5 separate regions of the Homo sapiens genome follow, and regions 1, 3, 4 and 5 are each linked to region 2. The links are chromatin loops, found by intact Hi-C in ENCODE. Cell type or tissue: heart right ventricle. All regions are shown on one strand. Links, peaks and the distances in the headings refer to the core of each region. The heading gives the core; the rest is flanking DNA. Region 1 overlaps MARCHF11 (membrane associated ring-CH-type finger 11). Region 2 overlaps ZNF622 (zinc finger protein 622). Region 3 has its middle 86 kb from the start of LINC02150. Region 4 overlaps MYO10 (myosin X). Region 5 holds the start of MARCHF11 (membrane associated ring-CH-type finger 11).

Region 1 (4,000 bases), core at 1-4,000, 290 kb before region 2:
TCTATTCATCATTTTAAAGTAACTATTTAAAAAAAACCATATTGACAAACTTCTCATACTCAGTAACATTAAAATTTGATGATCTATCTTGAAAAATTATATAAATGAATAAAATAAGTTTAATAAGTTTTATGGACACACCATCATACAACAGAAGCTTCCTGCTCCTAAAGTCAGTTTCAGAAGCCCCAGCTCCACCTGAAAGACACTTGAAACCCACAGTTAAATTGATTTTCCCTGATAGAGCATAGCATTCCTTCTACCTTTTGCCACACTTTCAAATAGTTCTTGGTGTATGAGTTAGATAATAAGGCAGAGACAGTACAACAAACCAAGTTCTTTATAGCTACTTGCACACCATTCATTTTCAGTAACTAATAGGTCATATTCTCTGTGCATCAAACCAAGAGCAATTTTGGCCTCACTGATCTGAAACGATATGCATGTGCTTCCAGACAAATAATGTTTGACTAATACCCATTATTAATGTTCTTGAATTGCTTTATACCTCTGAAATGAAATTGTATTTCCCATTTAGAAAAAGAAAATTATTTCTATCTCTTCTTTTATTTCTTTTTTATTTTCAGTTATTTCCAGGGTACAGAGCCATTTTCAGGGATTCACAGCCTGCCAGAGAGGCTCATTCTCCATACATCCTCCCATCAATGATTGATCCTCAGGAGATGGTCGGTGCCTCAATAGTTACTGCTTAATTAATGTTCCTCTGGTTGTTAACTAAGAACTTAAGCTGCTTGGAAAAAAATTTCTCCCTCCAGCAAGATGGCTTGCCATTAGTAAAATAATCCTTGGTAATTAAAAATCTCATTTTCAAATATAGTTCATAAGTTTTACATCATGAAATGGTTTCTCATCTAATTCTCTTTAAAAATGTTGCCCTAAGCAAAATAAAATACCATCTTCGAAAATCTGAAGCCAAACAAAAGAAGCCAAAACACAACCACTGTTTCTTTTACAAATAACAAAACTTCCCCTATAACTGGCCAGTGGCTGCTTTCAGATACATTAATCCAAATAAGTGATATTCTCTAAAGAATTTTTTCTTAGTTGAGAAAAATATCTAAAATATTTGATCATCAATATATTACAAATATTTTGCCAGAGATGTTATAATTATCTTTTATATTTTATATCTTTTATAATTTTATATTTTAATATATTTATATTAAATATTTAATATTTATATTTATATATTTAATATTTAATATAAACATTTAATAATTTAATATATTAATTATATATTAAATATTTAATATATAAATATTAAATATAATAATATAATATATATTTATATAATTTTATAATTTTATATTTATAATAAAAATATAAAATATCTTTTATATTTTAGAGATGTTTGCCACTAGATGTTATAATTATCTTTTACTTAAACTTGTTGCACCCAGCTATACATTGGACAATCAACATTTGAATGTACTATGATAACTTTAAATGGATTTAATATTATGCCTGAGATCACATGCTTTATATTCTTAAGATAATTTAGAAGTAGTTGTTTCAAAGTATCTGAACAGAGTAAAGATTTAAATGCCCAGATTACAAAGTGGAATAAAGAAAATGGAAAATGATTGATTAAATCAAAATCTCATCAAATAGAGAGACACCTTGGTTTTAAACAAATTAGGTGAGCAATAACAAATGGCAAAGCTTTTTAAGTAAATGGAACCTGGGTCGAATTTATTTTCCAAAAAGGTGAAAAAAAAATACATAGAAATGTCTCTAACCTAATGGAGCTCTGTGCACTCTGGGTCAAATTCCAAGAACACAACCGTAGTTCGTGTGAAACACTAGAGGGCAGAGTTGCACAGTAAAGCTCTTCTGACGTCTAACTGAGGACATGGATACCAACACTTAGGATGCTTGCTCCTGTAAACCCTCAGAACACCCTGGTTTATTTGGAAAGGTTTTAAACTTTTTTTAAATTATACTTTAAGCTTTAGGGTACATGTACACAACGTGCAGGTTTGTTACATATGTATACATGTGCCATGTTGGTGTGCTGCACCCATTAACGCTTCATTTACATTGGGTGTATCTCCTAATGCTATCCCTCCCCCCTCCCCCCACCCCAGAAAGGTTTTAAACTTTTAACAGATGATCTAAATTAGTCCACTATGAAAGCAATCAGCCAAATTCAGGAAACCCAGACAAGGCCTCCATGGAGAGTACTTACCCTAAAAATGATCTGTCTTCCTTCCTGCATGTGTTCATAAACAGCACATCTTATTCCTCATGAAATGACCATCGCTTTTCTCCTGAATAAAGGATTCTTAATAACCCACTTATGCTTACGGACTCTGAGAGCTAAAGGTTTTAAGTTATGGATGACATTTCCCATCTTATTTGGGAAACGGATTATTCCATTTTGGTTGACTAAGTACCATAAGCTCAAACAAAATGTCTCCATATTGTTAAAAGTTTTGCAGAGGAAAGAATCTTCACCCTTCAAAACTCCTTTATATTCATATTCATTGTCAATGGCAAAGATTCAAAAAATACTGGCTTCCCAGCATCTTACCACACTGATAAATGGAAGCCATTTATTTCAAATGGAGTCTGGAAGCCCAAATATCAATTTGTGTAGCTCCAGGAGCAACATAAAAAGTTATTTCCCCTCTTCAAGCCATTGTGTGTCTTTCCCAGTGGCCAAGTCATGTACAAGCCACTTCAATATCTCCCAATTATATTATCTTGAAAATTACAGCCTCAAATATTCATTCTCCAAATAGCCAGGTTCCTAGAGGGCATTCAATGAGATGATGAAGCGTCTCTTCAAAATAATCCATCTCAGAAACTGTGGGCTTTTAACAGAAAAACTGTACTTGTCCAAGGAGAACACAGGTCTAAAATTATTTTTCACTTGTTGTATTATCACTGTATTTATAAAAATCGATATTAAAAATAATTATAGTCCAGGTAGACGCAATTTATCATATAGAGAGGTTTTTGAAATCCTAATGCTTTGATAATTCTATAAATTAAATGCTTAAAATGGCAACATAAATAAATATTTTAAATAACTCAGGAGGAGCAAACTGACCACCTGTTTCTCAGAATCCAGAATCCATTTTCACTATTCTTTTTCTCTGAATGTCTATCTGATTGTACTCATTTTTTCCATGCCCCTAAAACCAACATCTCACTAGAACATGCTAGATATAAAATAGATTGAGAAAACTGAGCCTTTATCAAGGCTTTTTACATATTGATATAAGCTGTAAATATTGACCTCTCCAGTTCACTCATGGAAAACTAAAACCCAAAGTGAAATATACTTCAGTAGGAAAACAAACCATAGTAAATATTCACTAGCATACCCTATTTCTAGAAGGCAATATATTTTTTAAAATCTGTCAATCAATTCAAAGATCATGGATTGGTAGCCTTCACTGACCATTCTATCTAAAATTTTAACAATATCTCTCAACAATTCATAGCCCCCTTCATTGCCCAATGTTTTTTTCTTATGATTAGTTCTTTTACTTGGAATTTCTACTTATATATTATCAGTCTGTTTGCAAGGTATGAGCCTAATGGCTGAGATTTTGTCTTTTTTGTTTACTTTTATTCATTCCCAGTGACTAGAATACTGGTATCTAGTAGGTAATTAATAAATATTTGTTGAAATATTAAATGGATGAACAAATAAATGAATACACAGCAAATCCAAAATATAACACAATTTTATGTATTGCAAGTCCTGTTCTAATAAGACTAGGAGTCAAGAATCAATAAGAGACCATCAAATGCCAAGCATTTTGAAAATGTTACTTGATTTCATCCTTCCAACAACATTAAGAAATGAAACATAGAGTAGCGTTGTTGCTTATACAGCTGAGTAAGTGGCTGAGCTGAAATCTGGATTTGGTCTGCATATTGCCAAAGTCCATGCTTTTTTTATTATATTACACTGATCCTCATACTATCTCAACTCTTCTAAAAGATGTGTAACAAATGTTTAACA
Region 2 (4,000 bases), core at 1-4,000:
CAGAAATGAATTTCTAAATTTAATTTTCAAAGTATGCTGATGTTATTACAACACGATTGTATATCTCATTATCTCATAGGCCCACTAACTTGTAACAGAGTGAGAAAAAAGAAAATAGACTCTGAATATTTCAAATAAAAAAACTATGGGACAGGGCCGGGTGCGGTGGCTCACGCCTGTAATCCCAGCACTTTGGGAGTCCTAGGTGGACGGATCACGAGGTCAGGAGATCGAGACCATCCTGGCTAACACGGTGAAACCCCATCTCTACTAAAAGCACAAAAAAATTAGCCGGGCGTGGTGGTGGGCACCTGTAGTCCCAGCTACTCGGGAGGCTGAGGCAGGAGAATGGTGTGAACCCGGGAGGCGGAGCTTGCGGTGAGCCAAGATCATACCACTGCACTCCAGCCTGGGCAACACAGCAAGACTCCGTCTCCAAAAAAAAAAAAAAAAAAAAAACTATGGGACAAAGGTATTGGCCACCAATTGGAAATTCTGTAGCTGGAATAATAAAAACCTGAGGTAAGTAAAGATATCTACTGGAGGAACAATTCAAGGTTCTTATTTAAGGGTGAGGCACATCTGATATATTAATCTAGGGGTGGCAAACTACAGCCAGAGAACCAAATCTGGCCAACCGCCTGTTTTGGTTTGTTTTACTGCCACACAGCCACGCTCAACTGTGTAGGTATTATCTCTCGATGCTTTGGTGCTTGCTACAACAGCAGAGGTGGGAAGCTGCTGCAGAGACAGAATTGCACACAAAGCCTAAACGATCACCTCTGGCCCTTTCTAGGGAAAATGTCCCAACCCATGTGTCATAAGTTCAAGGGAGATGACCTGAAGGGGGCTGGGTTTAGAGATGACTAATTCCAGGCTCCCTCAGAGCAGTGGCTCTCCAAAGGTGGTCATCAGCATTGCAAAGCCAGTGTCATCAGCATTACCTAAAAGCTTACTAAATACACACTATCCTTTCACAAGAATATTAATTAGGACAAAAGTAATCAAATATCTTCCCAGACAGACATAACCATGCAGATATTTAACAACAGCATATACATAAGGCACGAAAAAGCCATTTCCACTGAAAATGAATAAAGGATAGTTGGCTAGGTAGAACCCTGTGTACGGTTTCCAGGAAAGATTTATATTTACCTAGGTAAAGCCATTTCTTTCAGAATCTTTTGTGTAAAAAGACCATGAACCAGATACTATAAATATTGTGGAAGTCTGTATTTGCTTTTAGGATCCAGACTTTCAATTTGCATAAGAAAATTATTTTGGTTATTTTAAGTCCCTATACCTGCCAAAATAACTGGAAAATAATTTGCTTGATACACAGATATGGAAAAGTAGTTACTTTCAGTTGCTTGTTTTATCATCATACTCAAGAGATGACAAAAAGAAGCTTTCGATTCAAAGACATGGTCTTTGGATACTAGTGTGGATAAAAACATTTTCCCTAAACCTGACTGTTTTGACAGCATAAGAGTTAACAAAGCTCTTAGACCACAGGAAATAGGTGAGATGTAGTTGATGGATAAAACACAAGCTTAAATGGAGGGTCTACAGGAAATTCCAGCATTGTTCACTGTGATGTTCTATTTGTAACGTTAGGTCTGGACGCTCCAGGTTTGCAAGGTGATAATGTTGGTCATTAGTACATAAGAATTCAATATACTTATATTCTTAAGCAACATGTGGAAACACATCCTACAGCACGTTGGCCTTTTAAAGCGTCTTTGAAATGGCTTCATTACTCAATGCCAAGGTTTCCAACAGCTGGTAAGAAGGAACTGAAAATAGCATTCAGAGCTCCCCCTACCCTGTGCCAATGACAGTGACCACCTGATATTAGCACCACGTATGATGGGCTAAGGACAGCTACACTTGAAGGCCCTCATCAAGGAAAAGTATTTTCTAGAACACAGGGTGACTGCCCAATAAATAAGGGATTGGTTATGTCTAAGTCATGGTGAAGCATGCGACCTGTCCATCTAGCTTTTGACACAGCAGTAGCCACTTATAGACCATCCACTCCTTTTTTTCTTTTTTTGTTTTTAGGAGACAGCATATTGTTCTATCACCCAGGCTGGAGTGCAGTGGCGTGATCATGACTCACTGCAGCCTTGTGACTCTTGACTTCCTGGGCTCAAGTGATCCTCCTGCCTTAGCTGAGACTATAGGCACACACCATCACACCAGGCTAATGTCCACTCCTTCTTAACAAACGGCCTTACAATTTCTGACATCCAATTGAATGGGCCTTTCATACCAACTTACTCCAAAAGAGCTGAAGAGCAACGAAGGAAACCCAAAAAAACCTTGCCAGACCACAATCTTCAAAATAAATGCTCACAGTGCCCTCTAGTGGATACTTTTTGTCATTAGCTTTGAGATAGCCTGCTTGATTTTACTGAAGTCCAATCTGAGTAACTAGATTTAGTGTCCCAGCAGCAGGGGAGAGACTCTTGTTACCCAGTAAATGGACAGAAGATGAGTTCAGGAAGCCTTCCCAGAGGGTTGAATCTAAATAAGTTGAATCTTACAAGAAAAGTAGGAATAAAAGAGGCACCACACATGTAAACACCCAGAGGAAGAGAACTGTATGTGGGTGGGGTAGAGGAATAGCACTACACACCTGAGGGACCAGAAGCGAGAGAAACTCAAAGTTACCCTAAAGGCAATGGCTCCCAGTGGAGGAACTACAGAGGGTAAAGAAAATCTACTGGTGTTTTAGAAAGAATGTTTTGGTGGTCATGTGGAAACCAGATTAGAGATGACCAGACAGGAGGGTATAATGGTGACACAGATAAATGAATACAAAAAAAAAAATACTCAAAAATACTCAAAAGACATTTAGGAGTTACTAAGCCATCTGGATGTGGGAGAGGAAGATCTCTCTAAGATCTTTCTAAGGCTAGCCAAAGCCAAAAATGGGCTTGGCTTTGGCGGTCAAAATGGGTATCTTTTTAGATACCTTAAAAAACTCAGTCACCCAGGACAAAGCTGAGGATTCTTTATTTTTTATAAGTTTCAAAAATTTAAAGTCTAGATGAAAACTTCTCTGAAACATCCTAGATTTCTTGAATAGATATGCTCACGTTATGCTAAGGTTTGTAATATATTGTGCTAAAGTAGATGCAAAATGAAGCAAACACTATAGTGATCCTACTACACGGCAGACACTGCTGTACTAGGATTGTCTTATTCAATTTACTTAAGGTCTATGGTTATCTGATTCTACCGTTTAAGAAGCAGAAGCTAAGGAGACAACAAGTCAAACATACAGTTCTGGAAAATAAGTTATTAAACATATTTCTGATGTTCTATATGGGTACTGTCACCAGAGAAAGACTAGAAAAGGTTCTCTGGGATTTAGGTTTTACCACTGTGTATTAGATAGGCCATAATAATATATTGCATTATAACCTTCTTATCACTGTAGAAAGAACTGTCATCTTCAAAATAGGTTCTGCCTGACCTTTCCTCCTATTGCCACACTCTAAAGCTGCTCTTGGCCTTACAGGGTTATCATTCTGAGCTAAAGATAGTCATCTGTACCTAAGCAGTGACATTCTATGTGGAAAGCCATAAGACAAGGCTGCTTCATTGCGGACCTCTCCACCAGCAGGGTGTGTTGTTCCTGCCTGCACCGTTACTGCAAATCTCCCAAGGCAGTATACAGATATTGGAAAAAGGCTTTGCTGATTAGGCATGTGATCCTGGTAAGTTACTCAGCCTCTCTAAGCTTCATATGTAAAATGAAGATGCTGGAATCTAACTCACGTTGGCCTATAAAGACAAATACATCTGCCTGAATGTGCTAACTGCTCAGTAAATACCAGACATTAAGATCTTATTATCATCTCTACCTTTCCATCCCCTTTCATTTCTCAAACATGTCTTCTGTAGCTTCTCCTATTCTTATCAGTTAATCACGATTCTTTCTTCCTACACAATAAACAACCATGTATGCTTCTCACATTCATGGTTATTC
Region 3 (6,123 bases), core at 803-4,802, 100 kb before region 2:
TGGGGCAGGAAGACATTGAAGCAGTTTTTGACACGCACATCTAAGGAAAATAATAAAACAAAGGAGAGGGACAGGAGCACTGTGATGTGGTGATATTAAGAAATGTATATTTTGGCCAGGCGTGGTGGCTCACACCTGTAATCCCAGCACTTTGGGAGGCCGAGGCAGGCAGATCACCTGACCTGAGGTCAGGAGTTTGAGACCAGCCAGGCCAACATGGCGAAACTCCGTCTCTACTAAAAATACAAAAATCAGCCGGGCATGGTGATGCGTGCCTGTAATTCCAGCTACCCAGGAGGCTGAGGCAGGAGAATAGCTTGAACCGGGGAGGCAGAGGTTGCAGTGAGCCACGATCACGCCACTGCACCCCAGCCTGGGCGACAAGAGAGAGACTCCATCTCAAAAAAAAAAAAAAGAAAAAAGAAATATATATTTTGTCTTCATCCTCAGTTTTTGGCACAGGGTTCTAAATCCTTGTAATTTTCTGGGTAGATAGAGGTGATAGAAACGTGTTTCATTATTCATATAAGCCCCTTTCAGTCATACCTAAGTTTATGTTAATGAGGTGACTCTTGACAGAGCCCCTGGATGGCTGCAGGATGAAGGCTACTCTGGTCACCAGAGGAAACAACCATGTGATCAAAGTGTAGAACTTTCAGCCACACCCCTAATCCCCAGGGGAAAGGAGAGATGCTCCATTTGACTGAATCACCGACAGCCAATTGTTTAACAACTCAGGATACAAAATCAATGTGCAAAAATTCCTAGCGTTCCTATATGCTAACAACAGTCAAGCAGAGAGTCAAATTATGAATGAACTTCCATTTACAATTGCTACTAAAAGAATAAAATACCTAGGAATACAGCTAACAAGGGAAGTGAAGGACCTCTTCAAGGAGAACTACAAACCACTTCTCAAGGAAATCAGAGGGGACACAAGCAAATGGAAAAATATTTCATGCTCATGGATAGGAAGAATCAATATGGTGAAAATGGTCATACTGCCCAAAGCAATTTATAGATTCAATGCTATTCCCATTAAGCTACCATTGGCATTCTTCACAGAATTAGAAACAACAATTTTAAAATTCAAATAGAACCCGAAAGAGCCCAAATAGCCAAGACAATCCTAAGCAAAAAGAACAAAGCTGGAGGCATCATGCCACTCAACTTCAAACTATACTACAAGGCTACAGTAACCAAAACGCCATGGTACTGGTACAAAAATAGACACATAGACCAATGGAACAGAATAGATAACTCAGAGATAAGATCACACACCTACAATCATCTGATTTTAAACAAATCTGACCAAAATAAGCAACGGGGAAAGGATTCCCTATGTAATAAATGTTGCTGGGAGAACTTGCTAGCCATATGCAGAAAATTACAACTGGACCCCTTCCTTACACCTTATACAAAAATTAACTCAAGATGGATTGAAGACATAAATGTAAAACTCAAAACTATAAAAACCCTAGAAGAAAATCTAGGCAATATCATTCAGGATATAGGAACAGGAAATGATTTCATAACAAAAACACCAAAAGCAATTGCAACAAAGGGATATTTGACAAATGGGATCTAATTAAACTAACGAGCTTCTGCACAGCAAAAGAAACTATCAACAGAGTACACAGACAACCTGCAGAATGGGAGAAAAATTTTGCAATTTATCCATCTGATAAAGGTCTATTATACAGAGTCTACAAGGAACTTAAACAAATATACAAGAAAAAAATAACCCATTAAAAAGTCGGCAGAGGATATGAACAGACACTTCTCAAAAGCAGGCATTCATGTGGCCAACAAACGTGAAAAAAAAGCTCGCCACGGACCATTAGATAAATGCAAATCAAAACCACAATGAGACACCATCTCACACCAGTCAGAATGGTGATTATTAAAAAGTTAAGAAACAGCCAGGCACAGTGGCTCACGCCTGTACTCCCAGCACTTTGTGAGGCCAAGGTGGGTGGATCACAAGGTCAGGAGATTGAGACCATCCTGGCTAACATGGAGAAACTCCATCTCTACTAAAAAACACAAAAAATTAGCTGGGTGTGGTGGCGGGCGCCTGTAGTCCCAGCTACTCAGGAGGCTGAGGCAGGAGAATGGCGTGAACCCAGGAGGCGGAGCTTGCAGTGAGCAGAGATTGCCCCACTGCACTCCTGGGCAACAGAGCGAGACTCCATATCAAAAAAAAAAAAAAAAAAGTTAAGAAACAACAGATGCTGGCAAAGTCGCAGAGAAAAATGAATGCTTTTACATTGTTGGTGGGAGTGTAAATTAGTTCAACCATTGTAGAAGACAATGTGGCAATTCCTCAAAGATCTAGAGGCAGAAATACCATTTGACACAGAAATCGCATTGCTGGGTGTATACCCAAAGGAATATAATCATTCTATTATAAAGATACATGTATGTGTATGTTCATTGCAGCACTATTCACAATAGCAAAGACATGGAATCAACGCAAATGTTCAGCAAGGATAGACTAGATAAAGAAAATGTGGTACATATACACCATGGAATAAAAGAAACAAGATCATGTCCTTTGTAAGGACATGGTTGGATCTGGAAGCCACTGTCCTCAGCAAACTAATGCAGGAACAGAAAACCAAACACTGCATTTCTCACTTATAAGTGAGAGCAGAACGATGAGAACACATGGACACATGGAGGGGAGCAACACACACTGGGGCTTGTCATGGTTGGGGGGTTGAGGGAAAGAGAGCATCAGGAAGAATAGCTAATGGATGCTGGGCTTAATACCTAGTTGATGGGTTGATCTGTGCAGCAAACCACCATGGCACACATTTACCGATGTAACAAATCTGCATGTCCTGCACGTGTACCCCAGAGCTTAAAAGGTGAAGAAAAAAAAGATATGACCAAAAGATGGAAGCAGCACACACACACAAGCCTGATTTGGGTACCACTTTGACCGGTTTCCAGGAAGGACAAGTCCCTCATAGCATGTGACTGTCCAGAGGCTATAATGCAAAGGCCACTAGAAGGAGTTGGGGAGATGAAACTCCCAGGGGAGAGGGTAATTGGAGGGAGGATTTACACATCTAGGTGACATCACACAGCAGTCCAGCAGGGAGTCTCTGGGTCAGAGAGCTCCAGAGGGCAGCAAGCTACTGTTTGGGATCTTTATAGCCCCAGGATTTATCTTGTGTATGGCTAGTAGATGGTGGGCACAGTTTCATGGTGTGTGCAAAGCAAGCAGGTTTTAACTAAAAATATGCTCACTGGGGCTCTGTGTAAAACAATTGGATGTGTAACAGTTTGAGTTTGCTGTTGGTAGGCTTTTGAGCTAACAGGTCTCAGCCTGCTGTGAACTGGTAGACAGCCCAGGGGTCCATACACAGAGGCCATCTTTGGCTCACTTACGTAACTCTTTCTTGCACATCCTCTTTTTTTTTTTTTTTTTTTTTTTTTGAGATGGAGTCTCGTCCTGTCGCCCAGGCTCCAGTGCAGTGGCACAATCTCGGCTCACTGCAACCTCCGCCTCCTGGGTTCAAGCAATTCTCCTGCCTCAGCCTCCCGGGTAGCTGGGACTACAGGTGCGCACGCGCCACCATGCTCAGCTAATTTTTGTATTTTTAGTAGAGACGGGTTTTCACCATATTGGCCAGGCTGGTCTCAAACTCCTGACCTCATGATCCACCCGCTTCGGCCTCCCAGAGTCCTGGGATTACAGGCATGAGCCACGGCACCGGGCCCCTTGCACATCCTATTTCTGCATGGAGCTGCTGTTCTGCTCGCCACACCTCATCTCTGGCAGCACTCAGGTTCTGGCCATCTCCACGTGGCAGGCCCAGCCCATTCCCTTCTTGTCTTCATTCATTGACTCTCCAAGGACTTCAAACCAAGCTAGGGTTGTGATGCTCAGACTTTTATTTCGTCTCCGATGGTCATGTCCTGCCTTGGCTCCTTTCTTATCCTCTTTTTTTCTCTGGTCCCTAGCTGGTTTCCTACACCCTGGCTCTCTCCTGCTTCACTTCTTTTTTGTTGCCTTTACAGAAATTATCTCAATCTTGTTCATTATCTGCACTCTCCCCTTTTCTCCACTAGATTGTGAGCCAAAGAAAAACACATACCTCACCAGCTTCACTCAGCTCTGGATCTCCAATGCCTGGAACAGTGCCTGACTCATTATAGGTGCACACTGAATGAATGAATGAATGAATGAATGAATGATCTACCTCACGGCCATGTAGTGTAAACTTCTGAGAAATGAAGTATACATTTTTTTCAAAGCCACTTATTTAAAGCAATAGTATTCATGCATAAGTTCCAGGAAGTTTGTTTTAAACCACAAATTGATTATTGAAGTCATTTTGTTCCTACATTTAAATATCTAATTCTTCCGCAGGATCACTTTATGATTAGCTTTGGTTTGGGGGTCAAAGGAGTTGCTTATATCAGTAACTATCCAAGAACAGTGATCATATTATGAATATTCATGATGACCTATTTTTTGACATGACTTTAAAGATGGGAAAACATTGCTCATATTTCATTTGTCAAACAAATACTTTTTAAACTGACAGTTTTATTGAGGTATAATTGACACACAAAAGAGTTGCACGTTTGTCTTAGTTATTGCATGCTGCTATAACAAAATACCAGAGACTGGGTAACTTAGAAATAATAGAGGCTGGTCGCGGTGGCTCACACCTGTAATCCCAACACTCTGGGAGGCCGAGGCGGGCGGATCACCTGAGGTCAAGAGTTCGAGACCAGCTGGCCAACATGGTGAAACCCTGTCTCTACTAAAAATACAAAAATTAGCCAGATGTGGTGGCAGGCACCTGTAATCCCAGCTACTCAGGAGGCTGAGGAAGGAGAATCACTTGAACCCAGGAGGCAGAGGTTGCAGTGAGCCAAGATCACGCCATTTCATGGCACTCCTGCCTGGGGACAAGAGCAAGACTTCGTCTCAAAAAAAAAGAAAGAAAGAAATAATAGAAATTTATTTCACACAGTTCTGGAGTCTGGAAAGTCTAAGATCCAAGTGTCAAAAGGTTTAGTGTGTGGCGAGGGCTGCTCTCTGCTTCCAGAATGGTTCCTTGAATGCTAATTTCTCCAGAGGGTACAATGCATTTGAGGATGCATTCATCCTCAAATGGCAGAATGGACTGAAGGGGCAAACTTGTCCCGTCAAGTCCTTTTATAAGGCACTAATCCCACCCGTGAGGGGATTAGTTACCTCCTAAAAGAGGTAACTAACTACCTCTAATTACCTCCTAAAAGGCCCCATGTTGTAATCCCATTGCACTGGGGAATAAGTTTCAACATGAATTTTGGAGGTGATATGAGCATTCATAGCATAGCAACATGTTTATTGTATACAATTTGATGAGTTTAGGCGTATCCCATACACCTGTGAAACCAATCACTCTTTGCCAAAATATTCTCTGGAAAATCCTCTTCTCACTAGCCCTATTGTAAACAAGCATATACCAGAGCAACTGGACATGTGAGAAACTTGAGTTGCAACAGAGGGAACAGGAGTAAGGATTCTGATGAATCTCCAGGTGTTCAGTGGAACAATCTTTTGTAGCATTCATGTTTGTGCACATTTGCACTGGGGCTTTTTAGTATAATTTAGTGTAATCACCTCCACTAGCTTCTTATCAGAAGCAACATTCATCATTTCATTAATTCCAATAAAAGTTTTGTGTTGTTGAGCAGAAGCTCTTTAGTTTAATTAGATCCCATTTGTCAATTTTGGCTTTTGTTGCCATTGTTTTTGGTGTTTTAGTCATGAAGTCTTTGCCCATCCCTATGTCCTGAGTGATATTGCCTAAGTTTTCTTCCAGAGTTTTTATAATTTTAGGTTTTACATTTAAGTCTTTAATCCATTTTGAGTTGATTTTTGTATAAGGTGTAAGGAAGGTGTATAAGGGTCCATTTTCTGTTTTCTGCATATGGCTAGCCAGTTTTCCCAGCACTATTTATTAAATAGGGAGTCCTTTCCCCATTGCTTATTTTTGTCAGGTTTGTCAAAGATCAGATGGTTGTAGATGTGTGGTGTTATTTCTGAGGCCTCTGTTCTGTTCCATTTGTCTATATATCTGTTTTGGTACCATTACCATGCTGTTTTGGTTA
Region 4 (6,123 bases), core at 1,194-5,193, 210 kb after region 2:
AGGTTGAGGCTGCAATGAGCTGTGACTGTGCCTCTGCACTGTAGCCTGGTGACAGAGTGAGACCCTGTCTCAAATAAACAATGTTTAAAACACAGACACACACGGTATAACAGCTATTTATGCAGCATTTATGTTGTGCTAGGTATCTGTAACCTGGAGATGATTTAAAGGGTAAGGAAAGATGTGTGCAGGTTCTATGCAAATATTATACCACTGTATAGCAGGGACTTGAGCATCTGTGAATTTTGTATCCTCAGGGGTGGGGGGAGGGGGTCCTGGAACCAATCTCCCTTGGATACCAAGGGACGACTGCACTTCACTGACCTTGTTGAAAGCAACTGACATCACACACACCAATGAGTGCATGTAAAAGCAGTAAAATTGGAATAGGTTCTGTGGCTAGGGGAAGCTCAACGGTACTTTGTCAGCTGTGATGCTGCTCTACAGTGATGGGGGATGCTACCACTGGGGAAACTGAAGGGCACGCAGGCCTCCCTGTACGTTCTGTTGCAACTTTCTCTGAGTCTGTAATTATTTCTAAATAAAAGGCTAAAACAAAACCACAACTATGCCATGTAAAGGCTCACATGTAAATCTATGTTCTAACTATGGTGCTGCTCTAACCCCCCCAATCTGAGTCATGCCTTTCCTTGCCTATTTCCCCATCTATAATTGAGGGCGGGCGACAGCCTTCCAGAGTAAATTAAGTCACAGAGGGAATCCTGAGAGGTGAGCAGTAGAAAGAAGACTTCTGTCAAATTCTTTCTGAGCCTAAAATAAAAACAAAGACAACACACATCCAAGTCTTTGCCGGCTTTCCTTGGGTGCCTGGCGGGGCCACAGGCTTCAGGCAGCACCTGGCTTCAGGTTCCATCCCAATCCCTGCAGAATGGGAAGAAGCCATCCGTGAGCATGAGCAGAGGGTGGGAGTCAGTGGTCTGCAAGAGAAGTGGCGCTTGCTCATGCTAGACGCCTGGCCTGGTGGTTTGGGTACATTGGCAACCAAACTGCCTACCTGTGTGTTCTGGTCCACAGGGAGGTGCAGGCAGGTTCTAGGATCCAGGGTTGCAAGATCAGGCACACTTTGGGGCTGACATAGGGGACTGTCTGACATAAACACATTTCAAGTCCTCAGCTGTGTGTGACTTCATTTACCAGTCCCTTCTTTTGCTTTCTTGAAGTCACACTCAGTGTCTACAAGAGCAGTGGAGACAGCTGCAGATCTGTGTTTAGACCTGATGAGCAAGTCCATGAAACAAACACAAAGCCCAGACACTGAAACCATAGCATTAACACCAAAAAGCCGGCCGGGTGCGGTAGCTCACACCTGTAATCCCAGCACTTTGGGAGGCTGAGGCAGGTGGATCGAGACCAGCCTGGCCAACATGGTGAAACCCCATCTCTACTAAAAATACAAAACCTAGCCAGGCGTGGTGATGCATGCCTGTACTCCCAACTCCTTGGGAGGCTGAGGCAGGAGAATCGCTAGAACCCAGGAGGCAGAGGCTGCAGTGAGCCGAGATCACGCCACTGTACTCCAGCCTGGGTAACAGAGTGAGACTCTGTCTCTAAAGAAAAAAAAAAAAAACCACCAAAAAGCCAAAACAAAAATAAGCCTCCCCTCCATGGTTTTTAGAGCCTCCTCTGATAAAGGAAACACACAGCGTGTTAGCTAGTATCTTTTATTGTCAGAACTTCTGTGAGCCAACAAACAGTTTTGCATGGTTGTACACAAAGGGACAAGGCAAATTTCTTTTTTCGTGTGGGTAGACTTAGTTGGCCCAAGTCCTTAAAACTTTTCCATATAAAAATAAAAAGTCCAAGACCAGATTATTTTTCTTCTGGTCATAAATGCTGATTTATTTACAGGTGCCTTGTTCAGACCACCATTATAAACTTGGGATAAAATATGTGTGTATTAAAGCCTCAGCATTTAATGTCAGGGTCCTTTGAAGATTCACTCAAGTGTTAAGACGTTTCTGGAATGCAGCGTCTCTCCCCCATAGTCAACATGGTTATTATATCTGTAATCTATCCAGAATGATAGAAGCTAACCTTCCAAGTAACACTTTGTTTTTAACTTAAATCTTTTAGACATGAAAGACTCCAAAATGACTTCATTCTTGTTCTAAAACCAGCACTGGAGCCAGCTGTTGAAGAGTGGTTTATAAATACAGTTATCTTGTAGGCTGCTTATCTGTTTATAATACAGCAGACACAGATGGCAGACTTTGCTACATGTAAAACAATGGAGTCAACACGTGTTTTTCAAAATACAGCAAAGACAGGAAAATCCAGGATTTGGGTTTGTTAATAAAACCACCTTATAAAGTAACAATTGAGACTATAGCTCTGCATTATTAAAATATACAGACTGTGTACACCATTACACATCCTTTTTCCCTTTGCTTTTTAATGCTCATGAAACCATGATTAAAGTGTTGAGTTTATGAACACATGCACGAACAGGCAAGCACGTACACTTAAAAGATGAAACAAAGAAAAAAGTTGATTCATGTCATTCCATGAGAAAGGCTGCCCGCAGCACTCCAGCTCAAACACACTGTCCCCTCGAGCTCTCCATCCCCCTTCCCACTCCCTCACCTTCCCTCAGATTCGGGGAAATCAGGTTGGGAGGTTAGTGCATCATTGACAGAGAATGCCCCCCTTCCACGCTCTGTTAAGTCTCCCCCAGAAGGGGGAAAGGCAGTTCCCTTCAGTAGCACAGTTACGGTCGATTAGTGTTGGTTCCACAAGTTAAGGCACTTCCGGCTGCTTTGGTGGCAGCGTGGTTCCTCCCCTCCTTTTTTAAGGCATGTGTCCTCTAAGAGTAGTAAAGCTTTGGAAACTGTGCAGACTGTTAAAGTTGACAGCTTAATACAGGATCAATGAAGGCGGCAGGCAAAAGGATCCTCGGAGACACCTCCCTCAGACCAGAAGCTTCCAGAAAGCCTGGGCAGCTCTGTGTTTGTTTTGGCTGGGCATGGCACACTGGAGCCAGCCTAGGCCAGAGGGTGGTGCGTTCAGGTAGCAAAGACAGGTGGGCTCTGTCCCGCCTTCACCTGGAGCTGCCCTGGCTGCTGGCGGAGCGTGTCGTGCTGTAGCGCTTCTTCACGATCATGCTGATGTAGGCTTTCATGAGCTTGGCCACATCCACCACCTGCCCAGGGGGAAGCAGAACCGACACAGCGTCACAAGTCTCCCCCAGGCAAAGGGCCCTGCCTAATAATCCAGACATTCCCTGGGCACCCTCCCGTAGCCTTCCATGCTAATCGACGGATCCCATTTTGCAGGAAGCCAGAAGTTTAACCACTTTCACCTTCCTCATCAGGGAAAGGTGGAATCTCAGCTTTTCCAAATACAATGTGCACCACCTGGTGGCACAAACGTGCCAACTTGGCTTGATGGAAACTGTCAGACTTTGCACATTAAAATCCAGAACTAACCGAGGACGCTGAAGTTACTCGGTGTCAACAGTGCTGGGATTACTATCCCCGCTTAAAATAAATGTGAAATGACAGAGTCCACAATTACAGCCTTTAAAGACTGGATCATCTAATTCTAGTCAACTCCTTAGGAAGCAGCTGAAGAAACAAGATAACTGAGGCCCCAGGGGCTGGGAGAGCGGCCAGCTCCCCAGACGCCAGGCCAGCTTCTGCTCCACACCAGCCACCTCCTCCAGCTGGGATCTCCATTAGCTCCCTCCCATGATGTCCCCGTCATTGCCACCCCTTCTCACAGCTGGCCTGGATCCCTGTGCAGGCATCATAACCGGCTTCCATATCCCTGTTTGCTCTCTTCCCTTCCAGTCCCACCCCAGAGATCACTGTCTGTAAATTCACTGTTATGCCATGCACAATCAAAGATCCCACAGTGGTTCCTTGTTGTCTACTGGATCTCACCAAATCCTGCAGCCTGGCACCTGGGACCCTTGAGTCAAGGGCTCTCCACCCTCTTCCCTCTCACTGCACGACTCCCCATCAGCCTAGGGAACCTACAATGCCACATCCTCCAAGCAGCTGGAACGCCCTCCTCAATGCCTCTCCATTCCAAACCAGGCAGCAGGTGATTCCTCTCCACTCACCACGTTGACTTGCTAGCTGTTCCCTTTGTGGAAGCCTCAATAAGCTTCTTGTATTATATTTTTTAAACTTGGAGGCTGGTAGCACATATATTTAGAGGCCTTTTAGTGTGTGTGGTTTCACAATCCAGAATGAGCTGCACCCAGGATGGTCATGCTCCCGGCTCCCTCCTGGTCTCAAGAGGCCACCAGAGCCGAGTCTCACAGCTGTGACACCGCTATAATTGCTAACTAATTTTCATAAGGTTTTGTTGCAAATAATATACTTTTTCAGGGACATCTATGTCACTTCCCTTTCTCTGCCTTTCCTCCAAGGGTAAGACTCCTTGGCAAAATGGAACCAGATTCCTCTGTTGCAAAAGTATACAAAAAAAATATGGTGATCTCAGATTTTGGCCTGCAGGGAACCGGCAGCTGGAAAGGGACCACCACACTGTATTTTCGTGTTTTGAAGAAAAATATTCAAAGAAAATGACCTGGTCAAAGGCATGAGGAAATGGGGTCCTGTTTTTCTGTTTTGTCAAGACCATGAATAAAAAGATGAACTTGCTTTGCCTCTTACCTCACTGGTTTCAAAGAGCAGCTCCCTCTCATCGACCACGATCTTATACGTATTCGCCAGGGGTGCCCCAAAAGAGAGGATGTGTTCATACTGGAAGACTTCCAGTGGTCTTCCCTCTCCACGCTTGTAGACGGAGACGGCGTCCGCGCTGACACCCAACCAGAGTTCCTGAGGGAAGCCACCTTCCTTGCACTGGTGGGCAAGAGTCAACAGAAGAGTTAAGTCATGAAGTGGTTGGCAACAGAAAGCATCTAAACCATAAGACAGGCTTTGAGTGAAGTCCTCTGTGCAGAAGATTAAATATATTCGATGTGCATGCATGCATGGAGGGGCCTGAAATATGAAAAATGGCACCTCTCTGGCTATCTTGATTTCTAACTAGTTAATCTCACGCTTTTGGGAAAACCTCACTAACTGGCAGAGTCTAACATCTTGCTTTGACTCTCCACTTCTCAGCATTATTCTACTAGCTGTTTGGATTAGCTACGTGGAAGTGGCCTGGAAACGTACATGCTTGGCCGGGGGACTTAAGGAAGCTTCCCTGCAACCCAAGCCAAGTCTACTCTTGTATTAATATCTCCAGTTCTGCCTCCAATCCTCTTTGCGGATGGTTAGTCTTCAAATACAAAATCTAGGATCACAGAGGAAAATTCTCCAAATCACGCATGCTGAGCAGTTCTGGCTCCTCTTCACAAGGAGCAGCAATGGCCTTCCATATGCAGAGTGGGAACAGGGACTTTACCAGTTTAACTGTAGACTTTCCTGTACAGATTGGTGGAAGAAAATAAGACCCCATATGAAGGGGCTAACAACACAGGGCTGATCCAAACCTGGACAAGCAGGAGGGCTATAAATTGGAGACGCTGAAAAGAGTCTCTAGTTTATATCCCTAATAACCAGACATTCTCTGCATCCTCCATGCAAAAGCCAGTAGCTTTCTTTTTTCTTTTTTTTTTTGACGGAGTCTCACTCTGTCGCCCAGGCTGGAGTGCAGTGGCGTGATCCTGGCTCACTGCAACCTCCACCTCCTGAGTTCAAGCGATTCTCCTGTCTCAGCCTCTCGAGTAGCTGGGATTACAGGTGCATGCCACCACGCCCAGCTAATTTTTTGCAGAGATGGGGTTTCACCGTGTTAGCCAGGATGGTCTCGATCTCCTGACCTCATGATCCGCCCGCCTTGGCCTCCCAAAGCGCTGGGATTACAGGCATGAGCCACCGCGCCCGGCCAAGCCAGTAGCTTTCTATGCTAATTCACAGCTCACGTTTTGCAGGAAGCCAAGAGTTTAACTGCTATTATCTATTCCTTGTCAGGGAGAAATGGAATTATGGCTTTGTACAAAGCACCTGATTTTTTTATACTTAAAAACAGGCATAATTGAACCAACCAAACCAATCAAAAACATCACCTAATGAAAAGCCACCCACGGATTCTAGAATTTATAATATTTAGAATTTTATACAGCCTCAATATAAAGTCATC
Region 5 (4,000 bases), core at 1-4,000, 280 kb before region 2:
GCCTGGTTAAGTGGAAATAACATTCAGATTAGAACTAATAGGTTCAACCAAAGTTTTCATACCAGTGAAGTTTTGTTTTACTTGTATCTGTTCTCCATAAATGGAGCCCATTAGAGCTTAAATGCTTAAGTTAACAAAATATTAATAAAATCAATTGTGTAACATTTCTAATGAATAAAATTGATTTAAGTGTGGTACAAGTCATTTTACCAACTTGCCTTTTTAGAAAAAAGACTGGTATCATTTTATCAATAAGTAAAAAATTAATAAAGGAAACCATTCGATTAAAATGTCTTTTGAGTTTCTCAGATAAAATGTCATGGCTTTCTCAAAAACACATGTTTACAAATTCTAAATCTTGGTTTTAGTGTAATTTTCACAAAATGTTTTTAAGTAGCATAAGTAAATATCCTTAGTAATAACTAAGCTTAAGTGCATTCATGTTAACAAAATTATTTCAGGAAAAATAAATGTTGAAACTGCTTACCTGGCAAGGTTGTTTCATTTTAATGGCTATAACATGGTATCTATAACAGCAAAGTTCACAGGTCCAGGAACCTCTCTCACTGATCCATTTTAGCAGGCACAGCTGATGTGTATACCGAACTGACCCATCACATCGGCAGGGGTTCAACAACTCACCCTAAAAAGAAAACAGCTCAGTGTGAATATCTGTGTCTGTGTCTCTATTTTAAAAACCTAATGCTTCCTTTCTTTTCTTTCAAAGCCATTTACTCAGGATACAGCATCAGGCTCTATCATAGGAAATGAAATTAAAATTTTATACCTCTGATGGGAATGAAACTAAGTCTTAAAACTATTTCAAAGACATTGCTTAGAGTTATGACATAAATGTTCTACCAACATACAAAATGTCTGCAAGATATAGCTCCCAATACCCGTGGGGGAAAGCTGTACTATTAAATCTCTTTAATAACTTTTAAGTGGATGGTCAGATGCATTTCCTCTGCAGTTATTCTTAATCATTGCTAAAGAAGAAACGCATGGCATCCCAGAAAGCGGCATTATGCTTTTTTTTCTAAATGTAGCATCATAAATATTGTCTTAGGGCACTATATTCCTGAAAGCCTGTATATTCTTATGCAATTTCCTTACTTTTAAAAACATTACACCTAATCTTTTCTCAGACCACACATTTGTAAGGGACATATGCTATCATTTCCTCTGCATGATTACTCTCATATAAGTTTGCATGCACCTACAATGGTGTTTATAATTTTAGAATTGTGTTGCTGTCAAAATATAAATTGTTGGCATAATAGCCTTTCTTTCAAAGTCCATTCCTATTTCTCTTGTAAAAACTATCACATGCTTTTCACATCCGTGAGATTAAGTCACCCAAATTTGCAGTAAGGAAAGACTCTGCCCTTTCTGGTTGTGATATGACATCTGTCTCAAGATACATCTGTAGAAAACGGACTTCACCTTACATCTGACAGGTTTGCTTCTAAGCATAAACCAAAATCCATCGAATAATTCACAAAAGCCGCTTTTGGCATTATCACTAAAGCACCTGAGGAACATGTAGCTCCTAAGCCAGGAAGGAAAAAGGAAGTGTAGATGAAATTAAACCCAGTATTCACCACTGGGACATTTCTATTTGCCTTCACAGGAAGGGAAAGGGGAAGGCATATTGGAGCCAGCGCTCACAGGGCAGAACCAGACGAGCCTCACTGGAGGCAAACTGGGAGGTAGGCGTGCGCTGTCCGTGGTGCTGAAAGCTTGACCGGCGCGAGCTGGAGCCGCCACCGGCTGCCTCGGGGTCTCGCCGGGCCTTACCTGCTCCGCGCCCTGGAAGCAGATCTTGCAGATGGGCTGGTGGTGCTGGTGCTGGTGCCCAGCGCGCTGGTCGCCGCCGCCACTGCTGCTGCTGCGGCTGCTGCACACCGAGCGCGTCTCGGGCTGGTCTCCGGCGCCCCGCCGCTCGCGCTCGCCGCCCGCGCCGGCCTCAGACTCCCCGGGGCCGCCTTTCGCTGCTGCCGCCTCCGGGAGGCGCCTCGGACCTTCCCCGGAGTCGCCGGCCGCCGCCACTTCCTGGCCGGCGGGCTGCAGGGGCAGGGGCGGAGGCGGCAGCTCGTCCGCTCCCCTGCACCGCGGGGCCACCTCCCCTAGCGGCTCGCTTGGCCCCGCGGCGCGCTCGGGGGTCTCGGGGGACGCGGGCAGCGGCGGCAGGTAGCGCGGGGCCGCGGGGACCGGGGCCGGCTCTCCCGGCGGCGGCGTCGGCGGCGGCGGCGGGGGAGGTTGCGGGGGAGGCTCGGCGTCCCCGCTCTCCGCCCCGCGACACCGACTGCCGCCGTGGCCGCCCTCAAAGCTCATGGTTGTGCCGCCGCCGCCCTCCTGCCGGCCCGGCTGGCGGGCCGGGCTCTGGCTGCAGGGAAAGAGAGCGCGGAGGGGGCGGGAGGGAGAGGGGAAAAGGAGGGAGGGGGCCCGGACGCCTGGGGCTAGGGGGCGGGACGGGGAGGGGATGCGGAAGGTTCTGCAGCTGCGGCGGCGGCAGGCGCGGCCGTTCGGTGGAGCCGCCGGCTCGGCTCTGATGGAGGCGGCGCCGAATTCGGCTGCGCGTGAGAGCCGCGCCGCGGAAGGGGGGGCCGGAGAAGCGAGGGGGCGGGAGGGAGGAGCGGCGCGGCGGGGGTGACGGGGCGCGGGCGCGGGGTGGGCTGGGGGCGCGGATCAGTGGGACGGAGTTCGGGGTTCGGCTCCGAGCGGGCGGGCTGGAAGTGGGGGATCCCTCAGCCGCCTCCACGGGCCGGCCCCGCGCTCACGTCGGTTCCGGGGCGGATGACCCCTCTCCAAACGGCGCAGCGCTGCGGCTCTCGTGAGCTGGGAAGTAGGGGGCAGGGGAGAGGCCGCGGGTCCAGAAACCGTTACTGGATGGGCCGGTGGGATGTGGCGCGGGCCGGGTGGGGCGCGACAGTCTGAGCCGAGACCCGCGTGGGCTTAAGGGTGCGCGAGGCGGGTGCCCTGGGCGCGCCCGAACTGGCTGAGCAGTGGAGCGGGAAAGGGCGCGGGACCCGGGACTGTAACCGCCACTTCCAGGCCCTCGCTCCCCGCGCTTGGAGCCCTCAAGGGCACTCTCAGGGATCCTCGAGAGCCTTAAAACAGAAGTCTCTGGAACCTGTGTCCTCTCCCTGTCTGTCCCGCCCTCGAATCCCTGTGTCCTCCTCACCCGCTCCCTCCTGCAGTGAGCATCCCGGGTTGTTGGTAAAGATCTTGGTGCCTGGGAGGTCGGAGCTTCGTCTCCTGAAATGGTTTATACTAGTGAACCCTGGCGCCACGTTCTGTGGCTTATAATCACTTTCGTCGTTGCCGCATGAGGAAGCAAATGACACCGCCCCTTACCCTGGAAAAGTGGCTGCAGCCTTCCCCGGATCTTAGTTTTACTCACCCCGAAGTCAATTTCTCGGTAACTCCACCCTGCAAAACCTCTGTGGGACTCATCTTCAGGGCAGAGCTAACAGTTTTCTTTCTGGAAAAAAAAAAAAATCCCTCACCTGCAGGGAACTAGGCTGAGAATCGTGCACATGCAGTAGTTTCCAAATCCGTGCAGTGTGAGATCATAAAGCACCGGATTTATATGCGGCAGTGTGTCTATCCGAATTTTCACTGATGTGACGCTTTCAGTCTTTGACACAAAGACACAGAGCAGTCATTTTTGGCAGCGTTTCATAGCCGAAGACCCAGGATCAGAAAGGCAAAATAACTTGTTCAAGGTTATAGAACTATTAACAAAGAACTTCTGTGTTCCCTGACCAGATTTTCTGGTTCAAATGCCAATAATTTTTTCTTCCAATCCTTTCTTCTGCCTCCTAAAATAGTATTGTAGTACATTGTGTGTTTGGCGCCATTGATTCCCACTAATAGATACTCTGTAATGGCTGAGATAAACTACTAGCTTAAGTTCGTTTTTCCATTTCACGTTTTGGCAGTAAGAAGTATATTTGATTCATAAAGAAGACCTACCTCTTTTGACAGAAATTGG

What was found. A loop is a pair of places that touch in the nucleus more often than their neighbours do. Peaks named below come from ENCODE experiments on the same cell type or tissue, not always from the same donor. Only the 100,000 strongest peaks of a DNase experiment are listed, where the experiment ranks them.
Region 1: it touches region 2 in a loop (11-fold over the local background); 66 of 110 quality-filtered maps call a loop at or near these places.
Region 3: it touches region 2 in a loop (2.2-fold over the local background); 10 of 110 quality-filtered maps call a loop at or near these places.
Region 4: a loop joins it to region 2, with 4 times the contacts of the local background. A loop is called at or near these places in 19 of 110 quality-filtered maps.
Region 5: it touches region 2 in a loop (5-fold over the local background); 58 of 110 quality-filtered maps call a loop at or near these places.

Annotation. Positions count from the first base shown.
Region 1 is chr5:16,159,092-16,163,091 of GRCh38, forward strand. All of the region lies in intron 2 of MARCHF11 (membrane associated ring-CH-type finger 11), which reads right to left. Among named protein-coding and RNA genes, the nearest start is that of MARCHF11, 19 kb to the right of the region's middle. In heart right ventricle, for the core only: a CTCF peak has its summit at 1,821 (motif pointing right); no DNase peak of the experiment used is centred there.
Region 2 is chr5:16,454,052-16,458,051 of GRCh38, forward strand. The region is part of intron 4 of ZNF622 (zinc finger protein 622); the gene reads right to left. Among named protein-coding and RNA genes, the nearest start is that of ZNF622, 9.7 kb to the right of the region's middle. In heart right ventricle, for the core only: CTCF peaks have their summits at 2,360 (motif pointing left), 2,574 and 3,631; no DNase peak of the experiment used is centred there; H3K27ac peaks cover 2,056 bases.
Region 3 is chr5:16,351,800-16,357,922 of GRCh38, forward strand. No RefSeq gene overlaps it. Among named protein-coding and RNA genes, the nearest start is that of LINC02150, 86 kb to the right of the region's middle. In heart right ventricle, for the core only: no CTCF peak of the experiment used is centred there; no DNase peak of the experiment used is centred there.
Region 4 is chr5:16,663,634-16,669,756 of GRCh38, forward strand. MYO10 (myosin X) reads right to left here. Exons shown (of 41, transcript NM_012334.3): 40 at 4,644-4,835; 41 at 1-3,160. The coding sequence ends at 3,059. Among named protein-coding and RNA genes, the nearest start is that of RETREG1, 50 kb to the left of the region's middle. In heart right ventricle, for the core only: a CTCF peak has its summit at 3,379; DNase peaks (open chromatin) are centred at 2,755, 3,388 and 3,668; H3K4me3 peaks cover 639 bases; H3K27ac peaks cover 1,658 bases.
Region 5 is chr5:16,177,239-16,181,238 of GRCh38, forward strand. It overlaps MARCHF11 (membrane associated ring-CH-type finger 11), which reads right to left and starts at 2,553. Exons shown (of 4, transcript NM_001102562.3): 1 at 1,801-2,553; 2 at 488-643. The coding sequence starts at 2,337. It overlaps MARCHF11-DT (MARCHF11 divergent transcript), which reads left to right and starts at 3,003. Exons shown (of 2, transcript NR_149044.1): 1 at 3,003-3,202. It overlaps LOC105379640 (a long non-coding RNA gene), which reads right to left and starts at 3,566. Exons shown (of 3, transcript XR_001742613.2): 1 at 3,407-3,566; 2 at 3,188-3,261; 3 at 2,707-2,841. In heart right ventricle, for the core only: a CTCF peak has its summit at 1,956; a DNase peak (open chromatin) is centred at 1,733; H3K4me3 peaks cover 1,814 bases; H3K27me3 peaks cover 1,939 bases.